Linked DNA regions of Mus musculus: region 2 is linked to region 1. The links are chromatin contacts, found by Hi-C or POLR2A ChIA-PET in ENCODE. All regions are on one chromosome and are shown on one strand. The core of a region is the stretch at or near the end of the contact, and the rest is flanking DNA. Distances in the headings are between cores, read along the strand shown. Region 1 holds the start of Spty2d1 (SPT2 chromatin protein domain containing 1). Region 2 holds the start of Tmem86a (transmembrane protein 86A).

The links. A loop is a pair of places that touch in the nucleus more often than their neighbours do. ChIA-PET counts read pairs that join two places held with the same protein, here RNA polymerase II (POLR2A).
Region 2: a loop to region 1 is called in a map of left cerebral cortex, with 3 times the contacts of the local background. The contact joins the promoter of Tmem86a here to the promoter of Spty2d1 in region 1. A Hi-C loop is called at or near these places in 1 of 37 maps with a recorded cell type or tissue (left cerebral cortex). POLR2A ChIA-PET finds 5 or more read pairs at or near these places in 2 of 5 experiments (Patski and embryonic stem cell).

The regions. Positions count from the first base shown.
Region 1 is chr7:47,006,117-47,010,056 of GRCm38, forward strand. It overlaps Spty2d1 (SPT2 chromatin protein domain containing 1), which reads right to left and starts at 2,298. Exons shown (of 6, transcript NM_175318.4): 1 at 1,959-2,298. The coding sequence starts at 2,018. Gm32031 (predicted gene, 32031) reads left to right here and starts at 2,438. Exons shown (of 2, transcript NR_166573.1): 1 at 2,438-2,477; 2 at 2,608-2,892.
Region 2 is chr7:47,047,708-47,051,985 of GRCm38, forward strand. It overlaps Tmem86a (transmembrane protein 86A), which reads left to right and starts at 2,933. Exons shown (of 3, transcript NM_026436.3): 1 at 2,933-3,094. The coding sequence starts at 3,074.

The DNA of each region.
Region 1 (3,940 bases), core at 1,048-3,547:
TTACCTTGTTTTATTCCAATTGATTTCTTTTTTATGGCTTTCATTCCGTGTAAAAGATAAAGAAGTTAAGGATGCACACTGAGCCAAACCTCTAAGTTTACTCTCTCTTTTAGGGGAGGGAAGGATGGTTTATAAATGTAAATCACTTCACAGAGTACAATCACAAAGCAACCAATACACGTACTCTCTAAGTATCACGCATTTAAAATTTTTCTGCTCTAGGATGATCTGTCTGCCCTTTTCCCAGAAGCTTTGGCTTTTAGTAATTCATTCATTCTCATTCTCTCTCTCTCTAATTCATTCATTCTCATTCTCTCTCTAATTCATTCATTCTCATTCTCTCTCTCTAATTCATTCATTCTCATTCTCTCTCTCTCTCCCTTCTTTTTTTTTAGTTTTTTGAGACAGGGTCTCTCTCCTTAGCCCTGACTGTCCTGGTGTAGACCAAGCTGGCTTTGGACTCACAAGATCCTCCTGCCTCTGTGAGTGCTGGTATTAAAGGTATGAGCCATTACACCCAACCAGATATTGGCTTTCTAAATCTGGGTTCTGATTCTTCCACAAGACAATTCTTGGGCACTAAAGCTAGTATCTGTTTTTGTTTTTTTGTTTTTCTTTTAAACTTTTCTCGAGATTCAAGAAAATTTAAGATAAAATACAGACCAAATTATGCAAACATGATTATGATATCTAACAGTAATGTGACTAGATAATCTACAAATGCATAAAGTACAAATGCATAAAGGCTTGTGCCCACAGCAAAACCTGCAAGGCTGATGAGATGTGGCTTAGCAGAATCTTATTGAGTGATTATTATCAGGGTGGGACATATATGTGTGTGTGTGTGTGTGTGTGTGTGCATGCATACAAATATAACTACGTTTACTCATTAATTTAGGTAGATATACTCAAGGGTTAAAAAATAGGCTGGATTTGACAGGAAGTGACAAGATAGGAAAAAATACTGCAACATACAAAATTAGGAAATGCAGAATCCAAGTGAGATCGCAAATTCCAACTGATTGACTCTAGAAGGTTCTTTTAAGTTGGACACTTCACAGATTAAATCTCGGGTATCACATTGCGATATATCGGTTTACAGCTGTTCTGTGGGTACCTTCTGGTGATCCAGAAATGAGTAGTTTATGCAAAACAGCTATAACCCCAGAAAGCAGATGTGGGACCACTTCAGTATTTACCTCTGAAAATACTATCAAACTCACACATTTACTGAGCAAACGGAACCTAAAAATCTGGAAGCCCACTAGGAAATGAAAGCTGAAAAAGGCTTTGCCCAATCCGTTCGCACAGGGAACCGATAGATCCAAGGGACATACGGCAAATAAAAGGTCTACCAGCACACCCGCAGCCCACATGATCACCTCACAGTTGGCTATGGATTTCCTGCAAAGCCCTGAACTCTTTCCAACAGAAGATACCTCCTTGGCAGGTGATACCATCTTTGGTTCAGTGGGTGGGGCCACGAACCGGAGAACGCTTTCAAGAAATCACAAAACGTTCACCTGGAAATCCGTATTCGACCCGCTAAAAGACCCAAAGGCTATCAGGACAAGTCCTTAAAGTTCTTAAAAGTCCCCGAGTTTCCTGACTATACTGGTCCTCAATTTAGGGGCTGAAGTTTATTCGACGCCAGGCGCTACTAATGCTACACAGTATTCAGTCAGGCGCGGCTTATCCCCCCCGACTTTGCGCAACTCTTAAAAACACCGAAAGCCGCAAAGCCTACTTTTCAGGGCACAGGAGCTGGCGAAAGCGACCCCAAGAAAGCGCTCCCTTTTCCATCCCCAGCTCCCGTGTACCCACACCTCCGCTAAAACTCCAGAAGAGGGCGTGCGTAGTTCAGGCTTTCCCGAGGCCGACAGACGCTCCCCGAGAAGTTCCACCCACCACACACGAACTTGACGCCCGGGTTTCCTACAGCAACCCCGGGGACTCACCGGTACGTGGTTGACACCTTGTCCTTTGGAAGCGATCAAGAGGATTTCCCTGAAGTCCATGTCTGGCCGAAGAGAAAAGCCCGGCTGGGCCGGGGACTCGGGACGCGGTGGATGCGAGTCTTGCCTCTCGCTGAGCCTAAGCGCTACTGACTGGCTTGCCTTGGTGGCCCTTCTCTCGCCGCCCCTCGACACCGACACTTCCGGCGCCTTCTAATGCCGTGTACCGCCCCCGCGCTGCCGCCGAATACGAAGTATGTGTGTGTATGTATACACACATACACACACACACTCACACACACACGCTCAGCGCCTCCGCAGCGCTCGCAAGTATTTGCGCAACTTCCGCTTTCGGAGATAAGACACGGAAAACGGGTACGTGGCCGTTGGCGTTGGCTCAAATGGGTGGGACTGAGGCTTTTACTAGCCAATCAGACGCAAAATGGCAGTTTAGGGGTGTGGCTAAAGGGGGCGGGGAGAGCGGTCAGCCCGAGGATCTTCGCGGCGAGAGAGGGTTTCAGTGTGAGATCCGGGGAGGGTGGGGTGGGAGGGGGGGGGGTGGAGAAGAAGAGAGACCCGACCCCCTTCTAGAGCTGGGCTCTGTAGGTGTCACGCGTGGATGTACAGATTCCAAATGACGGTATTCCAACAGCTGGTGCGACAGGTCTGGAGCAAGGGATCTCGGTTTCGTTTCGCTGGAGCCCCGAAGCTACGCATGCGCACAAGAATCCTGTCCCTGGGACGCCAGTTATCTCCTGGAGGCACCTGATGTTCTTTTAAAAACCTAGGGAAAGAGCGAAGACCTTCGTCACATGCCAAGCAGAACTTGACTCTGACGCACTGCAGAATATAGTGCATTCATTGGGAGTCTAGCCTGACTTTCTTTTGCGTTATCTTGAATTTGGTCATTTCGACTCAATAAAGTAGACGTGAATAACTAGGTATACCTGAGTCTGGGGGTGGGAATGGGCTACGGACCGGTTTGGTGTGATGGAAATACCCCTAAACTGGACTGTGGGGGTGGCTGCATTATTTACTATTTTTTGTACAGCTGAAAGGGTGAGTGTATACAATAGACCTTATTCTGTGATGATGTGAGCGCCTGTATTGGAATGGCTCCACTTCAGGCTGAGTAAAAGACCAAGATGAAGCCTGCCTTCCCCCTAGAATTTTAAATTTCCTTTCCTTTCCTTTCCTTTCCTTTCCTTTCCTTTCCTTTCCTTTCCTTTCCTTTCCTTTCCTAGACAAGGTTTGTCTGTGTAGCTCTGGCTGTACTGAAATTACTCTGTTGACTAGGCTAGCCTCACACTCACAGAGTTCCACCCGCCTCTGCTTCCCAAGTGCAAGGATTAAAGGCATGCACCATCACTGGCTGGCAGTGTAGAAATTTTTCTCTTCCTCAGCCTCAGATATCTTAAGAACCCGCCCCTAACTCAACATAATATTCCTTTTATAGATACTTTTTTTGTACTTATAGATGCTTTTTAATACATACGTATATACATTTTTGTGTGTGAGTGTTTTTGCCTGTATATTAGTAAGGGCTCCATAGAATACCAGAACTTAGTTGTGCACTACTAAACAGGGCATGTCTCTTCCATGTTAAATTAGCTCATCTGAGCTGCTGTAAATGTGTACCCATGAAACTGTCAGTAACTATATAGTAGTAATGAGCATGCGTATATGTGTGTGTGCGTGTGTGTGTGTGTGTGTGTGTGTGTGTGCGCGCGCACACGCATGCGTGTGTGTCAGAGAGAGAGAGAGAGAGAGAGAGAGAGAGAGAACATGCACAGTAGCTAATGTTAAATTACTGCCGCTGCTTGTGGTAATTCAGTCAGGAGTAAGGGAATGGCAGAACCCCTATCTGTATTAGTCAGGGTTCTTTAGAGTCACAGAACTTATGAAATGTCTCTATAGTGAGGGAATTTATTGTGATTATTTACAGTTTGTAGTCCAACGATGGCCAACTATGAATGGGAAGTCCA
Region 2 (4,278 bases), core at 1,683-4,182, 42 kb after region 1:
GAAAGTCAGAAGTCACGGGGCAGTCATCTACTATAGATCTTAAACCTGACTGGTTGGTTAGCCACCTGGAGAAGAACTTCTGGCCGTTGGGCATCTTGTCTTCAAAGGTAAGGTTAGAGCAGGGCAGAAATTCAGGGAGTTCAAGCAGGCAGAGTGAGATGAGGATTAGATAGCAAAATCAACCATTGGTCCAGAGACACACTGCCAAAGCCCATTGGTCCAGAGACAACACTGCCCAAAGCCTGAGGTTTTAGGAAGACAGCCTGGAGTTAGCCAGGGAGGAGCATAGTTTCTAGAAACGCCAGATTCTCAGCCTGGTCAGGTGGGCTTTGTCCATGTTTTCCTCCCACCCTGACAGGCTCTCAGCTGAATTCAACTAGAAGTGGGAGTCCTGGGATGCACCGTACTTAAGTCTAGGGCTTGGGCTCCCAGGGCAGAGGGAAGGACCAAGGAAATATCTGGACTGCGTATGGTGACACACATTCAGTCTCAACAGTTGGGAGGCAGAGGCAGCTGATCTCTGTATGTTTAGTGCCAGCCTAATTTACATAGAGTTCCAGGTTACCCAGAGCCATACAGTGAGACTCTGTCTCAAAACAAAACAACAAACAACTCTGAATGGGCAAGAGGGCAGTCTTAGAAGTGGCACGGAGGAGTGGTGCTATGCTTTTGTGGGCCACCTACTTATGTAATTACTTTGCCTACTGGTAGTAAAATCCTGTGAATAACATTTTTAGACCTTTTATTTTTTTGTATCTTTAGGTATTTGTATATGAAGCTTATGACAATTGGTGAATTAGTAGGGCTAAGGTAGGACATTGACTTTCTTTTTTTCTTTCTCTTGTGTAACAGAACCCTGGCTATCTTGGATTCACTATGTAGACCAGGCTGGCCTCAAACTCAAGAGATCCACCTAGCTCTGCCTCCTGAGTGCTGGGATTAGAGGTGTGTGCCACTATGACCAACAACATGTTGGTCTCCAGTAATTTTGGCTGGCCCCAACTATTAAAGTTTACGGTCTCAGGGGTTGGAGAGATGGCTTGGTGGGTTAAAGCACTGCTCTTGCAGAGGACCAGAGTTCTGGTCCCAGCAGAGTTGCCATTCGGGCAATTCACAGATGCTTGTATACCACGTCCGGGAGTTCTGACAACTCTGACCTCAACTACATTCACTCTTCCCCTAGTAAGAGAAATCCTCTTAAAAGTTCACAGTCTCATCTTTATAATTAGGCAAACTAGGGTCCAGAGAAACAAAAATGCCTGGCTTGACTACACCCTTAAGTGACATGGGAAGGTTTGTAAATGCGTGTGGTGATTTTATAACCTGTTGATGGGAGACTGAGGCTCCAAAGATGGAGTAGCGTGTGCCCAATTACACCACCAGTAAGTCCCAGGCAAGGAGGGGCCAAGTCCGTGTTGCTTTCAGTTCAATGTTCTTTCTGAGCAACACATTTGGTAATAGTGTATATGACAAAGCCTTGGGGGCAGCCATTCTCATTGCTCATTCAGATAATGTAGGTGAGAAGCTGCTAACTAGGAAAAAACATGAGTGTGCCTAGAGATTAGGCATGTGACTCCCCTCCCTCAAACCTTGACTCTCACCTTTTTTGGATGACATTTGGAATTTTCGGTTGTCAATACTGTCACTAGGAAAAGGGCTGTCCCTCTCTGAGGGGATGTCAGGTCGGTAGTTTAGGGACCAGGATGGCTGGGGAAGGCCTGGAGGGGGAAATGAAGAGAATGACCTCAGGAAGAGCTCACTGGAGAGTTCAGTATGTGTCTCTCCCTGGCCAGCACGAGGTTGGGGTCTAGTATACAGCCCTGTATCCCCATCTCAGGAGTGGCCAGCGTTCTTTGCCTTTCCAACCGCTGAAAGCTTTGTGTATATTACAGACCACATTCCTACCCTTTTGGATGTATTTGGAAACCTGCATCCCCATGTAGCCTGCTAGATAGACTTGTACTTCCCGAAACCAGGTACCTTTCCCCTTCTTCATCCTACACAACGTGTCTGGATTGAGCAGAGCCTTAGAGGTCACCCATGCATTTTACAGTTGAGGAAATCTAGGCTACAGAGGCAAAGGCTATGGAAGTGGCAAACACAGCCGCATTGCAGTCCATTTGACTCCTTGCCAATCCACCAAATTCTGAACACATACTTCTAAACATGCTTCAAACCACTAGTATTATAACCATTTTATTGTTTTTCTGGCAGCCAGTTTACACGCCTTTGGGTCTTTTGGTCACCGTTGCTGCAGCTGTGAGGGGTGTATGTTCAAGGCAACCTAGTGCCTGTAATTTGTTTACTCATTGCTGTTATGGGGTCCACATACAGGCTGCTGCTTGCTTTCATCGTGTCTTTCATGGTACGGTGAAGGATGATGGTCAACCCACAGCTCCCTTTCTGTAGCTTTATTTGTTTAGTGTACAAGTGTCCACGCGTGCTTAATGCTACTACGAGTCTATATAGTATATTGTGTGCCTGGATACATATCTCTTACCATGCTGAACGTTGAGTGTCTGTTGATCCTCTGTGTCCATTGGGACACATTGGGACATTGTCAAAGACATGTCTTAAAGGAATTGCATCCGCCTAGATGGTATGTTTAAAGGTTGACGAGAATCTGCCTTTGCTTTTTGTTCCGGTGTTAAGAGAAGATGCATCTCGCTGTGCTCCGGGTCAGTGGTGTGCCTGTCTCTTAGCCAGGCTGGCTATCCAACCTTGGGGGTCGCCGTCACGTTCCGGGATGCCCTGGCACGCCTCCCTAAGAGGCGTGGCCTGAAGGCCACGCCCACGCCCGGGGGTGGGAGGATCTCCTTTTCAACGCAGAAACAGAGGGAGCCCGGCCGGCGCCGCCAGCAGGGCTCCGCCCATACGAGGCTTCGGCCCGTTCATTGGCTGGGTCTGTGGTGACGTCGTCGGGTTCACAGACAGTACTCTGAGCGCCCAGCGCGCGGGAGGTATTGTGCTTCACCCCAGCTTTGTTCGGTCGTCTGCTCACCTGGCTCTGGGTGCGTCCTGGTGGTGCAACCCGGAGCGGGTGCCAGCAGCCGCAGCCGCAGCCGCCGCCGCCATGGTGTCTCCGGTCACTGTGGTGAGTGCGCGAGCGCGCGAGCCCGCGGCCAAGCCCCCCGGGCCTGGGACGAGGCAGCGGCAAGCCGGGCCGCCGAGGGGGGCGGAGGAAGGTGCTGTCCCCTCCGGGGAAGCGGCTGCTGTCACGGTTTTTAGCTCCTCACTCTTGTAGCGTCCCTCCTACGCGCGCCCCTCGTCTGCCCGCGGGAGGGAGGAAAACATTGTGCACGTGACTCGGAAGCGTGACTGTTGATCCATGAGTGTCTGGAGCGGGTCTGCAGGTCTTGGCCTGGAACTGGATGCTGCAGGCCCTAGGGTTCTGTGTGGTGGACCCTCAGGGAAGCATTCGAGAGGGTGCAGGGGGGTGCCGACTTCCTGGGAATGCCCCAAGTTTCTCTTAATATTGTAGGTGCAGGAGGTGACGCCTCTGTCTTAGTAACGCTGTTCAGGCGATAGGTGAAGGTGGACCTCTCTCTGTTGACCTGACCTCCTTTCCAGACTTTCTCAACTCCAGCCTTTGAGTTGTCTCTTCACACTTCTAAGGCTGGCTTCTCTGACTGTCATGATTTCACCACTTACTGCCAGTTTCTTCTAGGAAATATGGGTCTGGGGAGTAGGGGGAGGGGGAGCAAAGGTGATGTTTCTGAAGGCTGACAGGTGGAGCTGGGCATGCAAAGGTGATGTTTCTGAAGGCTGACAGGTGGAGCTGGGCATCCCTCCCCCCCCCCCCCCCCCCCGTTTCCTCCCTTTGGCCTTGCCCTCACTCTGACTATCCCTGATAAGGGAGTTTCCATGGGAAGGGAGTGTCAACTCTGCTCCCATCTCTAACCTCTGGAAAAACAAGAGCAGGCTTGTACTCTGGACCCACTATATGTCTCTTCTCTACCCTTTCCTAGTTGCATCAGGTACCTGGTTGCCAGGGGATCTAAGTGTCTTGTCCCTTCAGAGTCCTGTGTGGAGTGGCTTGCTCACACACAGTCAGAGCACTTTTGTTGGAGTATGGGTCTATAGGGAACCTCAACTGCTCCAATTCATGCTCAGAAACCCTGAACTTGCAGGCCAGGGGAAGGAGCTTCGGGAGACCACAGAACATCTGCAGAATCTCCTCCCCCTGCTCAGACTCTGCCTGCAGTGGCCTTGAGTAAAACCTTTCTTTAGCTGCCCTCCCCCTAATCCAGCTGAGACCCAGTCAGCTGGCCAACTTCC